Regions from separate parts of the Homo sapiens genome. Here regions 1, 2 and 3 are each linked to region 4. Evidence: chromatin loops called from intact Hi-C (ENCODE). Cell type or tissue: Calu3. All regions are shown on one strand. Region 1 overlaps LOC105371682 (a long non-coding RNA gene). Region 2 overlaps NR5A2 (nuclear receptor subfamily 5 group A member 2). Region 3 has its middle 400 kb from the start of LINC02789. Region 4 has its middle 97 kb from the start of LINC00862.

Region 1 (5,000 bases), 320 kb after region 4:
TAATATAGAGAAGAAGGAGTATTTTCTCAGTCATTTGGAACTGCTATAACAAAGTTCCATAAACTGGATGTCTTATAAACAATGGAAATTTATTTCTCACACTCTGGAGCCTGGAAGTCCCAGATCAGGATGTCAGCATGGTTGGTTGTAGACTGCTGTCTTCTCATTAAATTGTCATCTGTCAGAAAGAAAGTAAGCTTGCTGGCCACTTCTTTTAAGGGCACTAATCCCATTCATGAGGGCTCCACCCTCATGACCTGATCACCTTCTAAAGGCTCCACCTTGTCCAAACACCATCACATTGGGAATTAGGTTTCAACGTACGAATTTTTGGAGGACACAAACATTCAGTCCCTAACATATAGACAATGGCCACCTATATTTGGCCTTGTCATACAACCTGCCATAGAATGCCATTCATGACAGGTGAAATACTGCTTTATTTTGCCTGTTTTCACACTATATATAAGCAGAATCATACCATATGCGTGTTTTTTTTTTTTTTTTTTTTTAAAGACAGAGTCTGGCTCTGTTGCCCAGGCTGGAGTGATCTCAGCTCACTGCAACTTCCATCTCCCAGGTTCAAGCGATTCTCCTGCCTCAGCCTCCCAAGTAGCTGGGATTACAGGCACCTGCCACCAAACCCGTCTAATTTTTGTATTTTTAGTAGAGATCGGGTTTCACCATGTTGGCCAGGCCGGTCTCAAACTCCTGACCTTAGGTGATCCGCCTGCTTCGGCCTCCCAAAGTGCTGGGATTACAGGCATGAGCCACTGTGCCCGGCCATACAATATATATTTATTTGTGACTTTTCTCATTCAATATTATGTTATTGAGGTTTATCTATAATGAAACATGCAGCTATTTTTTACTCATTTATTGTTAGTGTTTTTTAAAACCATTGAATGGTATTCCACTTTTGGATCACACCACACCCTGAAGGATCTGGGGCATATTTAGGAGATGTAACTTTTCAGGTGGATGAGTCAGGGAGGGGGAAGCGTCTAAAGGATTTTTCTGATGATTGTGGTGCTGTTGACTGAGATCAGGAGAGGATTAGTTGTCTGGGGAGGAGGATGAATTTAGGTTAAAGAAGGAGTGGTCAGCTGACTAGGAATAGACCTTAGAATGCTGGCCTGTGTTAAAGACTCAGCTGAGATTAGGGGCCCCAGTGTGGACAGAGCTGGGACTTTCTTTGGAAGAACTGCATTTGAAAGTGTGCGGTGCAGGAGTGGGACTGGGTGCGGGTTGGAGACTTGCAGCACCCTCAGCAGGCAGGTTGATGAAGGAAGCATGGAGGGCCGAGTGTAGGTTTCTTTTTATGGACCAGGCCTGGAATTGTTTGTTGTTCATAACTTTAGTCCACATTACACTGTGAGAGCTCTGCTACATGATCTTACTGAACCACGAAGGCATCACAGCTTCATTCTCAAGTTTAGGGACATTTACGGGGGATTTACACTTCCGTAATGGCCAAGGAAAATATCCCAGCCATGAGAAAGGCTTGCTTTGGAGATCAGAATAGCTGTTTGGTTGGCTTTTTGAGTTTCCTAAAAAGAAGAAAAGATCCCCTAAGACTCTGTCAACAAATATTAATACTTGCTTATCAATTCCTTACACTGGCAGTGTGACTTAAACCTAAGTACTGTCCTCCCAGCTTCAATCCAGAGAAACGTGGGAATGCCCACTCTACCATGTTCAAACTGGAATATACATGCTGAGTCTCATTCCCATTGGGAAATATACAAAGTTACTGTGACAGGACTATATTTTGAGCAATGTTGGTGATTTTTTTTTTGGAGCACAAAGCAAGCAATAAATCTGTCACCCTGAAAAAAATCAGGTTATGACCTAACGGAAGGAGCAAATTGTGACTTTAGGTAAAAAAGAGTGACCTACCAGGGAGGGTAATTTATCATGATAACAAAATTGCTGGTGCTTTCCCGGCCCACCAGGAAGAAGGGCTGCAGTAAGCAAATTCAAGAGATGCAAGTCCGAATATTTTTAACTGATCAATATTTCCAGGGTTCACAAGCAGCCAAAACACTGTCATTGTTCAGAGTGAGTACATTGCTCACCTGATTTGTAAAAGGAAAAAAAAAAACAGAGAGCTTTAATTATTCTCTTTAAAGAAACGTCATCACTCAACAACAGACATTCTTTGTAGGATGAAAATAAACATCTCCTGGGATTTAAGTGAGAATTTTTGATTTTTTTTTTTGTAGGGAAGTAGGAGATTATGTTACTTGGAAATGCTTAAGGAAGTTGATTATTGGGGTTTAATGTGCTTCACCCACTCTTATGTTGGAACTGTTCCTCCTGGAGAGAAAACCAAGCAAATAATATAGGGAATTATTAATAAAATAATTACTTAGGCAAAACTAGGGAGACAGTAGGGCTATCTTCCATTTACCCCTTCAGATCTTTATCCTTCCTACTCCATCCAGCCTGCTCAGTGCCCCCGAGACCACTTCCCAGGACTCCCCTGTCCCCTGGCTTTTGGTTGGGTTCAGTCAATGGGCGGCCCCTGCTGGAGAGCAGAGGGAAGAGGGGTTGGGGCCTTACTCCTCCATCTCCCTCCCTGTAGAGTAGCTGCAGCAGACTTTGTCTCTCTTCTGAAGGTTACAGTTCCTGTAGCGTGATCTTTTCTGCACAGTCTTTTCTCTCTCTGGATTCCAGTAACATTTCCCTTCCCTTGACCCTTTAGTGCTAGAGGTGGTAGATGTGCCACACTGTTACTACCTCAGGATACTGTACCGGCATGCTGCGTTGTCTGCTTAATCCTTGACTGACCCACAACTTGAGTTGCACTTTTTTTTTTTTTCTTTTTGAGATGGTGTCTCGCTTTGTCGTCCAGGGTGGAGTGCAGTGGCGTGATCTCGGCTCACTGCAACCTCTGCCTCCCGGGTTCAAGCGATTCTTCTGCCTCAGCTTTCTGAGTAGCTGGGACTACAGGCGCACGTCACCATGCGCAGATATTTTTTATATTTTTGGTAGAGGCGGGGTTTCACTGTATTGGCCAGGCTGGTCTCAAACTCCTGACCTTGTGATCCACTCACCTTGGCCTCCCAAAGTGCTGGGATTACAGGCGTGAGCCACCGCGCCCGGCTTGAGTAGCACTTTCTATAGACCTCAACATCATCATGGCCTTTCAGGGATTCTGAGTAACTAGGATGCTTCAATGGGCTTTCCTCTCCTTAAACAGTCATGGCAAATGATGGTCAGCCATCACATGAAAAATATAACGTTTATGTTATGTAGCTATACCTCTATTGGCTCCTCAATATTGATAGCCACATGGTACACTCAAGCTTTGGATTATTATAAAACTATAATTTTTATCTGTAGATTTAGCTGACAAGTACAAACGTGATAAACCCTATCCAGTTTTATGTCATCGTTGCTTCCTAATAAAGTTGAAGGCTAGGTAAAGCACTCAGTTTCTGGGCATTAATGCCATTATCTCTCTCAGCCACCATTGCCGTATGGCTCTACTTATTTTCACTTCAACAGCCTACACATTCAGCCTTCCTCCCAACAAACTTGGCAGGCTCATCCTATTTCTCAGAAGAGATTTAATAGCAGTGAGTTCACGTACTACGAAGACTTCATTACTTTTATTAGCTCTCCATGCTCTCTGCTTACTGGTGCACTGAGAGGTATTACTGAATAATCTATAGTTGTCAGTAATATAAATGTGCCCTAGCCTAGTACAGCTTTAATTCTACTTATTTTATTTTCTTATTAGGACATTTTGGAAGGATTTAGATAGATTTCCTTGTGTAGAGGAATTTGCTGCAGAGTAATGTTAGTTGATGTCTAACTTATGAATAAAGCAGGAACACCTAATTTTCATATGCCTGGGCACCTGATGGAATGCATTTATAATGTCAAGTAGCATGCTGATTCCTGTTGTGTTTCAGCTATGGCAAACTTTTAGAAAGAAAAGACATTATTTGCTACTCCTTTTGGTTATATTCTTGACCTTAAACAAGTTACATTCTTCATGCATCTATTTTCTCACCTATAATGTGTGTATATGTTTAATTGTATCCTGAATATCTTTCTACAAGATACTATAACCAAAACTACTGAATAGTATTTTGTAAAATATTTGGTTGCCTATTATCTGTATATTAATTGAATCATACTATTATAATAGACGTGTATAAGTACTAAAAGAACATGGAAGAGGTGACATAGATTGGAAGTAACTGAACGTAGAATGTATTTGATTTATTTGATTAAAACAAATACTGATAAAGCAGAACACCCAACATCAATTGCACATAACCTTTCATTTCTTTTCTTTTTCTTTTTTTTTTAGAGGCAGGGTATCACTTATGTTGCCCAGGCTGGTCTCAAACTCCTGGCCTCAAGTGATCCTCCCACCTTGGACTCCCAAAGTGCTGGGATTACAAGTGTGAGCTGCCTTGCCCAACCCACATAATCTTCCAATAGCCTTAGCCTTTAGTATTACTTGAATAAAGCAGAAAAGAAAGGAAATGAATATTTGTGTCAGGTACTGAACTAAGCACTTTACAAACATTGTATCATTTTGATATTTAAATTTACTTTCAATTTTTATTTCTTAACAAACCCTGATGATGAAGCCTAACATCATTCATTTAGGTATTAAACAAATCTCTCACATATTTTAAACAGAGTAGTGTGTGTGTGTATATATATATATATATATTTGATATATATGTATTTGATATATATATTTGATATATATATACATATACGATATATATATGATATATATAGTAGAGGCATATATATATTTATATATAAGTATAAATATATATATATGTGTGTGTATATATATATATATTTGAGACAGAATCTCACTCTGTTGCCCAGGCTGTAGTACAGTGGCACAGTCATGGCTCACTGCAGCCTCCACTGCCTGGGCTCAAGTGATCCTCCCATCTCAGCCTCCTGAGTTTAAGATAAAACTCATAAGCCACTCTCACATTCTGGCACAGTAGATAATT
Region 2 (5,000 bases), 140 kb after region 4:
GGAAACCCCATCTCTATAAAAATACAAAAATTAGCCGGGCGTGGTGGCAGGCACCTGTAATATCAGCTACTCAGGAGGCTGAGGCAGGAGAATCACTTGAACCCGGGAGGCAGAGGTCGCAGTGAGCTGAGATCGTGTCACTGCACTCTAGCCTGGGCAACAGAGCAAGGCTCCATCTTAAAAAAAAAAAAAAAAAAAAAAAAAAAAAGAAGTCTTTAAAACAAAAAACAATTATTCAAAACACTAAGTTGATGGTATATGTGCTAGACTGGATATAGTTGAAGAGGGAATTATGCAAAAAGCAGCACAGTGAGATAAAAGGGGGAAAAAAGCTTAAAAACTAGAAGACACAGTAGACTGTGAGGCTCCAACATATGCCTGATAGGAGTTAGCAGAGGGATTTGCATAGAAGTGACATATGAAAAGAGAATAGCAGAATTCTTCAGTGCCCTCTAATTGGATGTGCACTTCCGGTATACTCAGACACCTTGTAGTAAAAGTATATAAGACACTGGCAATAAAGAAAAACCTTAAAAATTATCAAAAAGAAAAGACAGTAGACTTCCAAAAGACTTCCCAAGTGTTAAGAGACTATATTGTCAACTTCAAGTTTTATATTCACCTAAACTATCTTCCAAGAAGTGGCCAAATTTAAAACATTTCCTACATACAAAAACTAGGATGGTTTATTAGTAAATAGATCAAACTCACCTCTTAAAAAATAGATTATAGACCTATGTTTCCCATATGACCCAACAAGTGCATTCTTGGGCATTTATCCAAGAGAAATGAAAACTTATATTTACATAAAAACCCATACATGATATTCATAGCAGCTTATTTGTAGTACCCCAAAACTGAATGTATACAACTCAAATGTCTTTCAATAAGTGAAGGGTTAAGCAAACTGTGGTATATCCATACCAAAGAACACTACACAATCATAAAAATGAACAAACTATTGATACACTTATGGATGAATCTTAGGGGAATATTGCTGAGTGAAAGATGCCAATTCCAAAAGGTTACATACTATATACTTATATAACATTCTTGAAATATCAAAATTACAGAGATGGAGAAGAGATTAGTGATTGTCAGGTGTTAAGAATGGAGGGAGGGGTGGGTGCTATAAAAGGGCTAGCGCAAAGGAAACTTGTGGTGATGAAAAAGTTCTGTATCATGATTATGTTGGTAGTAACATGAACCTACATGTGATAACATTGCCAGAACCCACCCCCCAACACATACAAACACACAAACGAGTGCATTTAAACTGGTGAAATATGCAAACTGAATAATTGGTAAAGTCTACAGACTATACCAATGCCATTTTCCTGGTTTTGTTTGTTTGTTTGTTTGTTTAGAGATGGAGTTATCTCTTGTTGCCCAGGCTGGAGTGCAATGGCATGACCTCAGCTCACTGCAACCTCCACCTCCCAGGTTCAAGCAATTCTCCTGCCTCAGCCTTCCAAGTAGCTGGGATTATAGGCATGTGCCACCATGCCCGGCTAATTTTTGTATTTTTAGTAAAGACTGGGTTTCTGCATGTTGGTCAGGCTGGTCTCAAACTCCTGACCTCAGGTGATCCATGCACCTTGGCCTCCCAAAGTGCTGGGATTATAGGCGTTAGCCACTGCGCCCTGCCTTTCTGATTTTTAGATTGAGGATAGTTATGTGAGATGTTGCCATTGGAGAAATTGGATGAAGGGTACTTGGGACTCCCCTATATGTATCTTAACATCCAACTTCCTGTAGATTTAAAATGATCTCAAATTTAAAAGTTTAAAGGGATTGTAGGCTAGATTAAAGAAAAGCCAAATAAAATATAGACATCTGCTGCTTACAGGAAAACCACCTAAATCACAGAAACACAAGAAACTCCACTAAATCAACTGAACAGGAGAAAACAAGGAGAATGGGAAAAAAGATGTCAATCTTAATTTTAAAAAGCTGATAAAACATTCTTAATATCAGACAAAGCAGATTTAAAAGATCAAAACATTAAAAGAAAATAAGTGGCGAGGTGTGGTGGTGCTCGCCTGTGATCCCAGCACTTTGGGAGGCTGAGGCGAGAGGATCACTTGAGCTCAGGAGTTTGAGACCAGCCTGGGCAACATAGTGAGACCTTGTCTCTATAAAAAGAAAAGAAAGAAAGAAAATAAGAAGCACACGATAATAATAAAAGAAATAATCTACACAGAAGATATAACAAATTTATCAATAATGATATAAAGAAATAAATACTGACATCTAAAATTGAGACTGTGTCATATATGCCATATTTATTAAAATTAACTAAATATCACATCAAAAGAAAGTTTCAGTAATATGCATAACCTCATAGTGAAATCATCTTATAATCCAAAAATAAAAAGATAATCAAAACCTCCATTTGTTTGGAAATTTTAAAACCCATTGTGAAATAAATCTCGATTACAATCGAGATGACAAAATATTTAGCACTGGACGTAGGGCTACCAGACAGGGCTACTGGTGTTGTGTACCACACAACTCTTAGGGATGCATTGATATATACTATAGTGTGAGTGGTGCCCCCTAGAGTTCTGTACAGTGACTTGCATAAACCCACAGCAGCCTTGAATGTCTGTCTCCAATATCAAAACTTCCACAAATACAACTATGGCTGTGCCAAGAGGCAACTTTCTAATACTAAATGCTTTCATCAAATGAGAAACAAAACAAAACAAAACAAAAGAACAATGAAAATGTATGGCTGAAAATTAGATGAATAAAATCGTCAACTGAAGAAGCTAGAACCAGAACAATAAAATAACAAAAGATAAGAGAATAATTTGTTGAAATAAAAGGCAAAGAAAAAATAGCTGTTGGATCTCTCTCCAAGATCAATAGCTTCTTCTCTTTTTTCTACTAAAAAGAAGACTACTAAAATAGACAACACTTTTCATATCAAGTCATTTGACTTTAGAATGATTCCTATAAAAGACTGAAATAAGACAAGAGTACCTGTTATCACACCAAGTCAATATTGTCTAACCAACAAAATAAGATCAGAAATGGAATCCAGAAAAGCAAAAGATAAATCTGTATTTATTTTCAGACTATGAATGTCTACACAGAAGGTTGAAGATAAATTACAGAAAAGCCATTTCAAATAATAAGGGCATTTAGTAGATTTGTTAAATAAAAATGCAATATAAAAATATCCAGCCACATGGATATTAACTACAGAAAAGGTTTGCATTATAAAAACCAACTCTATATAATAGCTAGAATAAATTAGTAACAAATGATGTACAATACCTCTGTGGAGAAAATTGTATGACTTTATTGAAGGACATCAGAGTACACCTGACTAAAGGAAAGATGAACTATGTTCATGAACGGGAAAGTCTCAATACTCCCAAGAAAATAATTTTTCTCCAAATTAATCTCTAAATACAATGCAATTTTACTCAAGACCCCACTGGGTTCTTTGTGGAACAACAGCAAGCCAAACCTAAAATTCATGTGGAAAAGCAAAAGCCTAAGACTAATTAAGACTATTTTGAAATAAAAGGTGGAGGGACTACTCAAGCAGATATTAAGATTTATTATAAAAATGCATAAAACATGTGAGATTAGCACTGAGATAATCAAATAGGCCAAAGGAACAAAGTAGAAAGTCCAGAAAGAGACCCACACATATACAGATCTTGAATACATAAGAGAGGTGGCATTAAAAACAGTGGGAAAGACAAGCGATTCAGTAAGCAGTGTGGGAAAAACTGACTACCCTTAAGAAAAATAAAATAAAAACTAGATCTCCCCCTCACACCATACACAAAATTAAATTCTGGACATTAAAGATTCATATTAAGAAAAGCAAGGCCTTAATACACTTGGAAAAAAATTAAAGGAGAATGTACTTTAAGACCTCCAAGGTTGGGAAGGATTTCTTAAGAAAATTTAAAAAGCAAAAATTATATGGAAAAACATTGATAAACAGGTACTTCAAAGAAACAGAAAGATGTTCAATATCACTGGTAATCAGAAATACAAATTAAAACAGAATAATGACAGCATCTGTATTATAGTGCTGGTGATGACATGGAAAAATAGAAGCTCTCATTTACTACGCCTAGAAATGTAATTTGGTACAGCTACTTTGGAGAACACTTTGACAGTTTCTAGAGTTGCAAGTAATTGTCCAACAATAGAGTGATTGTCCAACAATATATTACAGGAAGACATGGAGAAAAATGTTCTTTTAACATTGTTTGTAATAAATATCCACCAATCGGAGAATGAATCAATAAACTGTGGGGTACATTATATAACGAAATACCATGGATCAGTGAAAATCAAAATAGAATCTAAAATACATAAGTTGGAGGAAAAATGGCACATCAACCTGTTTTTAAATCCTAAAAACCCTATTCTTTTGTAAGACAAGAATAAGTTTCTTAGCTACCTCTTTGAGAGAGGAATTTCCTTGAAGTTATAATTAGAAATGATACTGTTACAGTATCATGGACCCCAATCCCTTTTGATATGGGCTGTCCTGGACAAATGCCAGCACATGTGGTTATCCAATTTGTCCCATAATTTCTTGTAGCAAGTAACAACAATAAACTTTTTTTAAAAAAAATTAGAAGAAATTGCTAATTACTAAACTCTATCCTGTCTATATCAGAAACATACTAAGAAATTCATATGACACTTTTATTTTGGTATTCTTAAAATACTTAAAAACGTACACAAATTCATGTTTTAATCTTCATTCCTTCTTCTTTCACTCCATTGAGTTTGATGCTGGCAATATTAGGAAAGGGAGAATCTGCTAATAATCTAGGCTAATAATCTGGTAATGATTTTCAATCAATTATCAAATTCTGTTCACAGTAAATATTTGTAAGAGGATAGGAATTTAGACAGCAGATGTTTCTTCATATTAAAAGTAAAATCTGGGCCAGGTGTGGTGGCTCACGCCTGTAATCCCAGCACTTTGGGAGGCCAAGGTGGGCAGATCACTTCAG
Region 3 (5,000 bases), 730 kb after region 4:
ACCTCTAGAAGGAATGTCTTGGCCAGGCCTATGAAGAGCTCCAGAGCAAAATTTGTTAGAAGAATCCCATGAAGGGGTAGAAGTGGTCAGGCTCCAGTACTCCCCTCACCTTCTACTGTGCTCGGGCATTTTCTGCAAGCAGCCTAGTGAGAGTGGGGCCCTGGAGTGGATCCTGCGATGGATCCCTAAGGCACAGCAGCTACAGTTGGGGAACTAACTAGCTATCCTCCTTCCGGCAGCTTCTCTCTTGAAGGGAGATCTGAGTGGCTTACCTATGGCTGCCTCAGTATACCATTTCCACTGTACAGTATCCTATCTATAGCTGAGTTCAGAAAGGAGCTCCTCCATGGTTCTTGTAGGCCTCTCCTCCTGAGGGGAGATCTAGGAGAGAGGCGAGTATAAGAAAATGCAACCCTCATCACTGTAGTTAGTCTCAGGGCTGAGATTTGTACTTACCACCTCCTTTGTCCACTATCTGTCCTAACTTCTCTCCAACTTCAGCCATCAGGCTGATGTCCATGGGTCTTGGTGGCTTAGTTGATGGTATAATCCAAGCCTTATTCCTGAGGGGTTTGAATGCCATGTAATAATAATGTTTCTTAGGCCAGGGATGTTGCACTTTCCATAGTTCTAAATAGGCAGGGAGTGGATCATCCTAAGCGAATCCAATGAATCACTTTGGTTCCACCTGTATCCCTCACTCTACCTGTGGAGTGAAAGAAGCACTATATTCTGATTATCAAAATCAAACACCCTACCATGATGGTAATTCCTCTTTCTGCCTGCTTGTCCCTGGACAAAATGAGTCCAAAGTGCTCAGGGGCAGTCATGCTTTATAGTTAAATGAGACCCATGGTGTGTACCTTAGCAAGAGTGGGCTCCTTTGAAGACCAGAAATTCTAACATAGAGTTATATGTATGTGAAGCACAAAGTGCATCAGTGGGTCTTTAGTAGGGATGTTAATTGAGGCCACTTGAGCTTCTACTCTTTGGTGCTCTGAGTCACATATTCTTCTTATTGAAAACAGCACCATATTGAGATTCTTTAATTAGGTGTATATAGTGCATCCTGGAATGTAATCCCTACAAAGTATTGCTTCTAAGCTAGCACTTCAGTCACATTTTCAACAGACAGTTCCAGTGCTACATGAGTCTGACTGCTTCTAGATGGTGCAGTAAATAATTTGACCAGTGGAAACCAGGATCATGAGTCTACTCTGATACCTCCTTCACTGTGCAGTGAGTTCCCTGTCAGACACTATGTTGTGTGGGATTCCATGGCTGGGAATCATGGACTCTGTAAAACCCCAGATCCCCAAGATAGTGCCGGCTCTGGCTTTGTGAGCAAAAAGGGCAATACCATAGCCAGTAGAGGCATCTGTTTCTACGAGTAATAACCCCTGGCCCTCCCAAAATGGAAGAGGACCAATGCAGTCACTAACCACCAACAGGCCAGTTGATTTTCTCAAGTAATATCATCATACTGGGAATGCAGTGTTGGTCTGTATGGTTGGCAGGTTGGACGTTCAGAGATGGCAGCAGTTAGATTAGTCTTAGGAAGTGGAAGTCCATACTACTGAGCCCATGCATCACCTCCAAGTCTTTCACCATGACTACACCATGACTACACCATGACTATTACTTTCATTTACCCCTTGTTCTGTGGTTGCCAGTGATGATCGCTGGCTAATATTAACTGGATGAGTTATCTTCTCAGTTATTTAGTACCTCTTCCCTGGTGTATGCTTTCTGGTGGGCATTAAGATGTGACACAAAGATTTTCACACTTTGTTTTCACTTCTGTATGCAACTACCAGATCTTCCAGTTCTTCCTTCTGTGTCTCTGTTAGGCTACTGGACAGTGCCCAGAACCTCCATATATACTAGCATTGGCCCACTTTCCCTTCCACGCCACTTGAATGAACAGATACACCACTTTCTGGTCTACCTACTGGTAAAATTTTCTCTCTTCACTCTCATTCAAGGCCACCTGTAAGTGTGGCTGGAATGAAATCATCATATATTTTTGGCTTTGCCTCATGTGTCTGGCCAATTGATATGTCAACAGAGCCTGACTCCTTCTTCCTTCTTTTTCAGCTGGTCTTATGAAACTCCCATATGGCCTTAGGTGTGAGCTGAGGGAGGGGTGCTGGTGCACCTTTGGTATGTGACATGGCTGACTGGTGACTGGACTAAGAGCTTGTGCAGTTTACTAGTGCCCTCTGGCTGTGGTTGGGCTGGGTTGCAGATGCAACACTTCCATCTTACAACGTTCAGTTCACCCAATTTGATGACTATTTGGGTCCAACAAAATCCACCTTCCAATGAGAAGTTCAACATGCTTGGTTATTTAGTGCCTCCTGGTCACATATTCTGTTTCTGCCAGTGATTAGAAATATGCAGAAACTGTTTCTCAAAAAACATTTAATTCTCCACTGTAGATGGCTGCACCTTGCTCCAGAGACACATTGTGTTTCTGTCACTGGTGCTTGCCATAATCCTCACATTGCATCTTTTCCCAATGTTGGATCTTCCAGGTTGTGTGTTTCAATATCTCCCAGATTGTATGCACTGCAGCCTGGTTCCACCTAAAATGATCACCCTTCTATGTTAACTTGTTTAGGAGCTGGAGTATTACTTTATTCCTCCAGTGAAATATGTTACCTCCAAAGTCTGAAGAGATCCATGAGCCATTAGGCTTCCTTCTTTGTATAGGGAATGTAGAATGTAGCTGTTTGTCTTTCACTTTGGAGGTGATGTCCTGGTATAGCTCTGACTACTAGATCCCTAAAAACTTTACTGAAGTGATAATTTCCTCAATCGTCATAGGGTTTCTTTTCTACCTTCTGGACGACATATAATTTATTGAGGCCTAGCGCCTCTTGCTCATTCTGTCCAGTCAACTGGATGTCATTGATATAAGGGATCAAGGTGATATTGTGCAGGATGTCCAGATGGCCCAGATTTCTTAAGATTTTATTATGAAAAAGGACAGTAGATTTAGCATAGCCTTGGAGCAAAGCTGTAAGTGAATATTATCATCTGTTCCATGTGAATGCGCACCATTTTACAGTCTCTCTTCCATTTGGAATAGAAAAGAACACATTTACCAAATTAATGGGCTCATATCAAATACCTGGAGCTTTGTAAATCTGTTTTAATAATGATAACTATGTTTGGCATGGCAGCTATGATTGGAGCTTCTACTACTTGGTTGAGCTGGAAATAGTTCGTTCTCCGAGGGCCATCTGATTTCTGTAGGAAATAGACTGGTGAAATAAGTAAAAGTAAGACAGACTGCTGTCCTCACCTAATTTGCATCTCCAATGGTAGCTCTGATCTCTGTCATCCCACCTGAGATGTGATATCTTTTATTTACTTTATTGGCTGGAGTGGGAGAGAGTTTGACAGTTTTTCACTTAGTCTTCCCCAGTGTGATCATTATTAACCCTTTTTGATTTGATGACTAAGGCTTGTTTTGATTTTAATTGAATTTTGAATGTTGTTCTCATTCTTACATGCTTCAGACATCAGAAAAGAAAGGTTTAGTCAGGTATCCTACCCAAATTCTTAATAAAAACATAACGTGTTCCAGGATCTCAGGCTCAACTGTATTAGAATATGCATAATTCCTGAGTTGGGTTCTCAAGTTTTTTTCATAGTCCTATCCATAGGGTTACAGCTGTAACAATATTCTCTGCCTGCTGTAGAAATTAGAGGTTAATCTCCAATGATGCTTCCTTCTCCTAATGATTCTAAACATCTGAACCAGGTGTGTGTCTGTGTGTGTGTGTGTGTGTGTGTGTGTGTGTGTGTGTGTGTGTGTGCATTTAACTGGATAATTGAAATCCCTAGCTTATGTGTATCCAGGGGACTGAAGATGTTTCATATACATCTAGGCCAGCTCATATAAGTATAGGGAGATAGAATGAGACATGTAAAATGCCCAATCTCTTTTCTAATTCTGTTTATTTACCTTAATCATTTCAATAATTTTTTTATAATTTCAACTTTTATTTTAGATTCAGCAGGTACATGTGTAGGTTTGTTGCATGGGTATATTGCATGTTGCTGAGGTTTGGAGTATAAATGATTCTGTCAGCCAGGTAGTGAGCATACTACCCAGTAGTTTGTCAACCCTTACCCCCTCCCATCCTTCCCCTTTTAGCAGTTCCCAATGTCTATTGTTGCCATTTTATGCCCATGAGTACCTAATAGTTAGCTCCCACTTGTAAGTGAGAACATGTGATATTTGTTTTTTTGTTCTCGCATTAATTCACTTAGAATAATGATGTCCAGCTGCACTCATGTTGCTGCAAAGGATGTGATTTTGTTCTTTTTTATGCTTACATAGTATTACATGATGTATATGTACCACATTTTCTTTATAAAATCCACTGTTGATGGACACCTAGGTTGATTCTATGTCTTTGCTACTGTGAATAGTGCTTCAATGAACATATGAGTGTGTGTGTCTTTTTGGTAGAACTTATTTTTTTTAAATATATATACCCAGTAATACTGGGTCGAATGGCAGTTCTAAGTTATTTGAGAAATCTCTCAACTGTTTTCCACAGTGGCTGACCTCATTTACATTCTACCAACAATGTCTAAATGTTCTCTTTTCTCCATAGCCTCACCAGCATCTGTTGTTTTTTGACTTTCTATTAATAGCCATTCTGACTGGTGTGAAATGGTATCTCATTGTGATTTTGATTTAAATTTCTCTGACGATTAATGATGATGTGGAGCATTTATTCATATGTTTGTTGGCTTCTTGTAGTCTTCTTTTGGGAAGTGTCTGTTTATGTCCTTTGCCCATTTTGGAGGGATTGTTTGTTTTTTGCTTGTTAATGTAAGTTCCTAATGGCTTCTGGATGTTAGATCTTTGTTTGATTCATAGTTTGTTAATTTTTTTTCCATTTAGTAGGTTGTCTGTTTACTCTGTTGATAGTTTCTTTTGCTGTGTAGAAGCTCTTGAGTTTAATTAGGTCTCACTT
Region 4 (5,000 bases):
AATTTTTTTGTATTATTAGTAGAGACAGGGTTTCGCCATGTTGGCTAGGCTGGTCTTGAGCTCCTGACCTCAAGTGATCTGTCCACCTTGGCCTCCCAAAGTGCTGGGATTACAGGCATGAGCTACCTCGCCCAGCCCCAAATCTCATCTGGAATTGTGGCTCCCATAATCCCCACGTGTCGTGGGAGGGACCAGGTGGAGATAATTGAATCATGGGGTAGGTTTCCCCCACCCTGTTCTCGTGATAGTTCTCAGGAGATGTGATGGTTTTATAAAGGGCTTCCCCCTTCACTGAGCACTCATTCCTTTTCCTGCCACCCTGTGAAGAGGCTCCTTCTGCCGTGATTGTAAGTTTCCTGAGGCCTCCCAGCCATGCAGAACTGTGAGTCAATTAAACCTCTTTCCTTTATAAATTACCCAGCCTTGGGTAGGTCTTTATTAGCAGTGTGAGAACGGACTAATACACTCCGTTGGTGAAATGATTTGAATTTCTTGCACCCCTCCCTCTCTCTATCTCTACTGTTTTCCTCGAGAACCCAAGCTGGTTTGGTGGCTGCTTAGTGGTGTGGAAGAGGACCGGGCAGCTAACCTTGCCTCTTATTGTGCCTTTGAAACTGAGTGTCACGAGTGACGACCCAGCAACCCGAGCTGGTTAGGTGCTGGGTCTCAGTTCACTTTAAAATTTCTAAATGCATCAAGCCTCGGTTTTGCTTCTGGATTCCGGGGCAAAAAATTATGCAAACAGTTAATATCCTTGATTTATCATTTCATCTTCCTCTTTTGTGCTTTACCCATGGCCTGGCATACATGCCCAGTAACTGCTGCTGGCTGGATTATGATGGTTTCTAGATCCTTCCACACAACTGACCACAGCAGGTTACCACGGCAGGTCCCTTGTATTTAGAAAGAGAAAGTCCAGTGCCAAACAAGAACCCTGTGACAGTCCCAGGACGCTGGGCAGAAATCTGTTGTTGTTCCAGAGCATTCATTTCACCCTCCTTCCATGCGCAGCAACATCATTAATGATCTGACCGCATTTCACGTGGCTTCCTGAGGCCTTTCCTTTGCGAGCGAGGCCTGGCCTCTTCCCCGAATCAGGAAAACTCTGAATTTAACCTATAATCATGCTGTTCTTGGTAACACCAGCGTCTTCCCACAAAAGCTCTAGAAATTGGTTAGACTTTCCAAGCTTTTTGGAAGATTAAGTCCATTAATTTTCATTGAGAAGAATATCAATTTTCAGTGTTTTCAGAATCCTTGGATGAAATTTTAGATCGACAATCTTGTGATACTCATGTACTTTCCCTACCCATCCCCCATGCCCCTTAGGAGACCTTTTCTAAAAAGTGAGACATTAGTTTGGGTTGCAGTTCACAAGGAGTAGTGGGAAGGGCCAAGAAGACTTGGCTTTGAATCCCAGTCCCACCATGAGTACGAGGAATGCATTTAATCTACCTGGCCCTTCGTTTCCTTATCTGGTCAGTGAGTAAACTATTGCCTCCAAAGTTTACATTGAGAATCAAATAAGATTTTTGTAAGGTGCTTGACACAGATTTTCAACAAATGCAAGTCCCCTCATTCCTGTGATCTCCTTTTTCTTGTGCCCTGTTTGCTCATAACAGTTTTCCAAAATCGAGTCTATTGAGAGTTTGAAAAAGCAGGAATTACGTGTTTTCTATTTGATGCTTTATATTTATTTATTTATTTATTTATTTATAGAGATAGGGGTCTTCTGTGTTGTTCGGGCTGGCCTCAAACTCCTGGGCTGAAGTGACCCTCCTGCCTCAACCCCTGTAGTAGGTGGGACTACAGGTGTGAGCCACCCCACCTGGCTTGGTGCTTTATTTTTAAGCACGTTAACCTTTCAGTAGTATTTAAAAAGCACCTTACCCACTGTGCTGCTATTATATACAGGCATCTGGAGACTGATAGGTTAAGTGAACTGGGGGCTCACTATGGAATATTGTGCAGTGGTTAGAACCAACATATTAGGTCTGCAAATTATAACATGGATAGATATTAAAAGCATAGTACATAGTGAAGAAATAAAAAATACAAAGTGGCATTTAACTTAATACCATTTATATAGGTAAAAAATTTATGCACCCTCCTGGAAATCTACCCTATAGATGTAAAAGCCCCAGTATTTATGGATTCACGTGCATAAATATGCAGCTTTATTTGTAGTGATAAAAAACCGTGTGCAACCTAAATGCCCGTCAGTAGAGGGATGGTTGGGTGAACTGCTGAACATCCATCTATCCCATGAATTACTAGACAGCTATTAAAAAAGAATGCCAGAGATCCGGATCTACTGCCCTGGAAGGATGATCATGACATATTCTTAGATGAGAATAGCAAGCCACAGAGCTATGGATTACGAATCCAGTTCATTAAACCAAATCTCTCTCCTCTCTCTCTCTCTCTCTCTCACTTTCTCTCTCTCTGTCTCTCTCTCTCTCTCTCTCTCTCTCTCTCTCTCTCACACACACACACATTTCTGTAACTACCAGTTTAAAGGATTGAGTGATCCTGAAGACGTGTGGAGAGATAGACCCTGCCCATGCTGTTAGCAGTGGTCACCTGCTGGGGGTGCAGGGAGATAAGAAAAAAAGTCTATCAAAGACTAAAGAAAAGAAAAGCTCATTATAGAAATGTTAAAAATCAGGACACAAATATTCTATCATGGATATTACTTACAATGCGTAAACAATGAAAACGCAGATGGACAAGGACCTGATTGTAACAGGAATAAAAGTAATACTTGGGTAAGAGGATTATGAGCAAAAGGAAAAATACATGAACACAAGACAGAGATATCCAGACAAACAAAATAAACATTAAACACCTTAGGATAGCAGCCTATGTGTGGGAGGAGAGAGGATGGGAGTGAGTAGGAAGATCAAAAGGAAATTTAAAAAATATTAAAGAGAAGGCACGTGTACAGCCCAGTGACATTGAATGGAGGTGGGAGTATGATGAACTCAACACTCTGCACCTAAGGTTAAAAAAAGTCAAATAAGAACTTTCCCCTAGAGTAGCTTATGTAAAGAACAACAATACTAGAACTTACATAGAGCAAGATGTACCCTCGACTTTAGGGTCCACTTTTCCACAGAGCGTAATTCAAGGATGACTGCGGTGAGCCACGTCCCCAGAGGTAGAGTAACTAAAATTTAGCAAGAGTCTGAGTAAGGACTAGTAAGTGTCATTATTATTCCATGCATGGGAATTCCCAGATCTGTCCTCCATGGACTCAGGCTAGCGTTACCTGTAATGATCAGCAAGAGAAGGAACGAACGTTCAGCCCATCAATGCCGTTGCTCTTGTAAACCAGACTAGATCACCCTGGGGAGAATATTAGCTATTAATTAGTTCCTTTAAATAGTGCCTTTGAACTTTTGGAATTAAAATTAATTGATGGTCTAAAGGAATGCCATGTAATTTCTATGGCATTGAGACTTTCTTCCCCTGGGATTAATCTGACTTTGTTCTTTCCCCCTCATTTTCCCAAGCTTGGATCTTTTTAACAGCCGATTGCACTTATCTTTTGAGCTTTGAACCCTGCCCCAGTGGATAAGTAATTTCATTTAGGTAAACAGTCTCCAGAAATAGATTCAAACAGTGAGCAAACAGCTTGTTTGTGATAACAGGCCCTGCCTTGCAGCCTGGTGTGTGAGGCTAACGGTCTCACGTCTGCTGATGGCGGTAGCTGACTTCCCCTCTTTGTAAACTGTCCCCCAGATGTGTTGCATTCTCTCAAGGTGGAAGGCAGGTCTTGTAAATAAACTGGGTTTCTCCAGGACTGATGCAGGGACCAGAGAGTCACATATAACGGCAGAGTGGTTTGTCCTGTCGGGAGGGTCTCACTGTCTGGTGTCGACCATCCTTGTCATGAGCCCGGGGGTTGCTCAAAGACCGAGATAACACAGTTGCCTTCCCTCTGCTGGAACGCATCCTATATATGACACTCATTATAGTTAATGGGCTGTTAGCTTTTCCATTAAGGGATTCTTCTAAGGGTTTATAACCTGGTAATAACAATAATTTGCTTCAGGCGGAAACTCCTGTAACAGGTATGAACAGCCCAACTCTTATCAATGTTGCTTGGGCTGGGGGAGTTGGGTCTGCTCCATACAGCATGCAAAAGGAAACTTGTCCAGGAACTAGAGGTTTTTCCCTTATTTATTTTCTTTTACAGTCACAATTGTAATAGCTGTATTTGGTATAAAATATTTCCAGAGAGGACGGTGTCATTGAGAGTCCTGAATGGGGCCAGCACATCTGCCATGAGAGCTCTGGGAATGTTGTGTGATTGGTGGTTGTGAGAAGCCAGATGCGGAGATCAGTCAGGAAACCCGAATGCTGATTCCAACTCCACAGTATATTAGCGTGGCTACCTGAAGAGCAGAGAGAACCCTAGCCCCCTTCTTAGCACAACTCACAAAGGCCTGAGTGGTCAGGCAGCCCACACAAAGTCCATGAAGGATCCACATTTATCCAAATACTGAAAGCTCTGGGCTTTGAAGAAGGCCATCCAGCATCCTATAGACCACAGGCAATGTTCTTGAGTGGCTTGGCCTGAGACACTTACTAACACAGGGCTAGGCTTCATGCTTGAAAAGAAGGTTACATGGTGTAATATTATGATATAATTATAATGATGTAATATTATGGTATAATAACCAAATATATACATTTGGTTTCTGCTTCTGGTTCCTGGCACATAGCTCCTAAAATCCTTGGAATCTCCAAAGTGATGTGTATTTGCATGCTGTCACGATGAACTGGTATATGTGTGTGTTTTAGGGTAGTGGTGGGGCCTGGATAGCCTCAGGATGGAAGCTGGTTGCCAGAGGAACCAACTATGTGATTAGAGGGTTGGAATTTATAGTCTTCTGTCCTCAACCCCCACCCTCGACCTCTGCCCTGAAGGAGGAGAGAGGGACTGAAGGTTGAGTTGATCACCAATGGCCAATGATGTAATCAGTCATGCCTAT

The links. A loop is a pair of places that touch in the nucleus more often than their neighbours do. Peaks named below come from ENCODE experiments on the same cell type or tissue, not always from the same donor. Only the 100,000 strongest peaks of a DNase experiment are listed, where the experiment ranks them.
Region 1: it touches region 4 in a loop (19-fold over the local background); 6 of 110 quality-filtered maps call a loop at or near these places.
Region 2: it touches region 4 in a loop (11-fold over the local background); 16 of 110 quality-filtered maps call a loop at or near these places.
Region 3: it touches region 4 in a loop (30-fold over the local background); 3 of 110 quality-filtered maps call a loop at or near these places.

What each region holds. Positions count from the first base shown.
Region 1 is chr1:199,952,423-199,957,422 of GRCh38, reverse strand. The region is part of intron 2 of LOC105371682 (a long non-coding RNA gene); the gene reads left to right. Among named protein-coding and RNA genes, the nearest start is that of NR5A2, 73 kb to the left of the region's middle. In Calu3, a CTCF peak has its summit at 2,519 (motif pointing left); DNase peaks (open chromatin) are centred at 1,212 and 2,512.
Region 2 is chr1:200,137,397-200,142,396 of GRCh38, reverse strand. All of the region lies in intron 7 of NR5A2 (nuclear receptor subfamily 5 group A member 2), which reads right to left. Among named protein-coding and RNA genes, the nearest start is that of NR5A2, 110 kb to the right of the region's middle. In Calu3, a CTCF peak has its summit at 2,540 (motif pointing left); a DNase peak (open chromatin) is centred at 2,546.
Region 3 is chr1:199,543,163-199,548,162 of GRCh38, reverse strand. No RefSeq gene overlaps it. Among named protein-coding and RNA genes, the nearest start is that of LINC02789, 400 kb to the right of the region's middle. In Calu3, a CTCF peak has its summit at 2,261; a DNase peak (open chromatin) is centred at 2,192.
Region 4 is chr1:200,274,251-200,279,250 of GRCh38, reverse strand. No RefSeq gene overlaps it. Among named protein-coding and RNA genes, the nearest start is that of LINC00862, 97 kb to the left of the region's middle. In Calu3, no CTCF peak of the experiment used is centred here; a DNase peak (open chromatin) is centred at 2,580.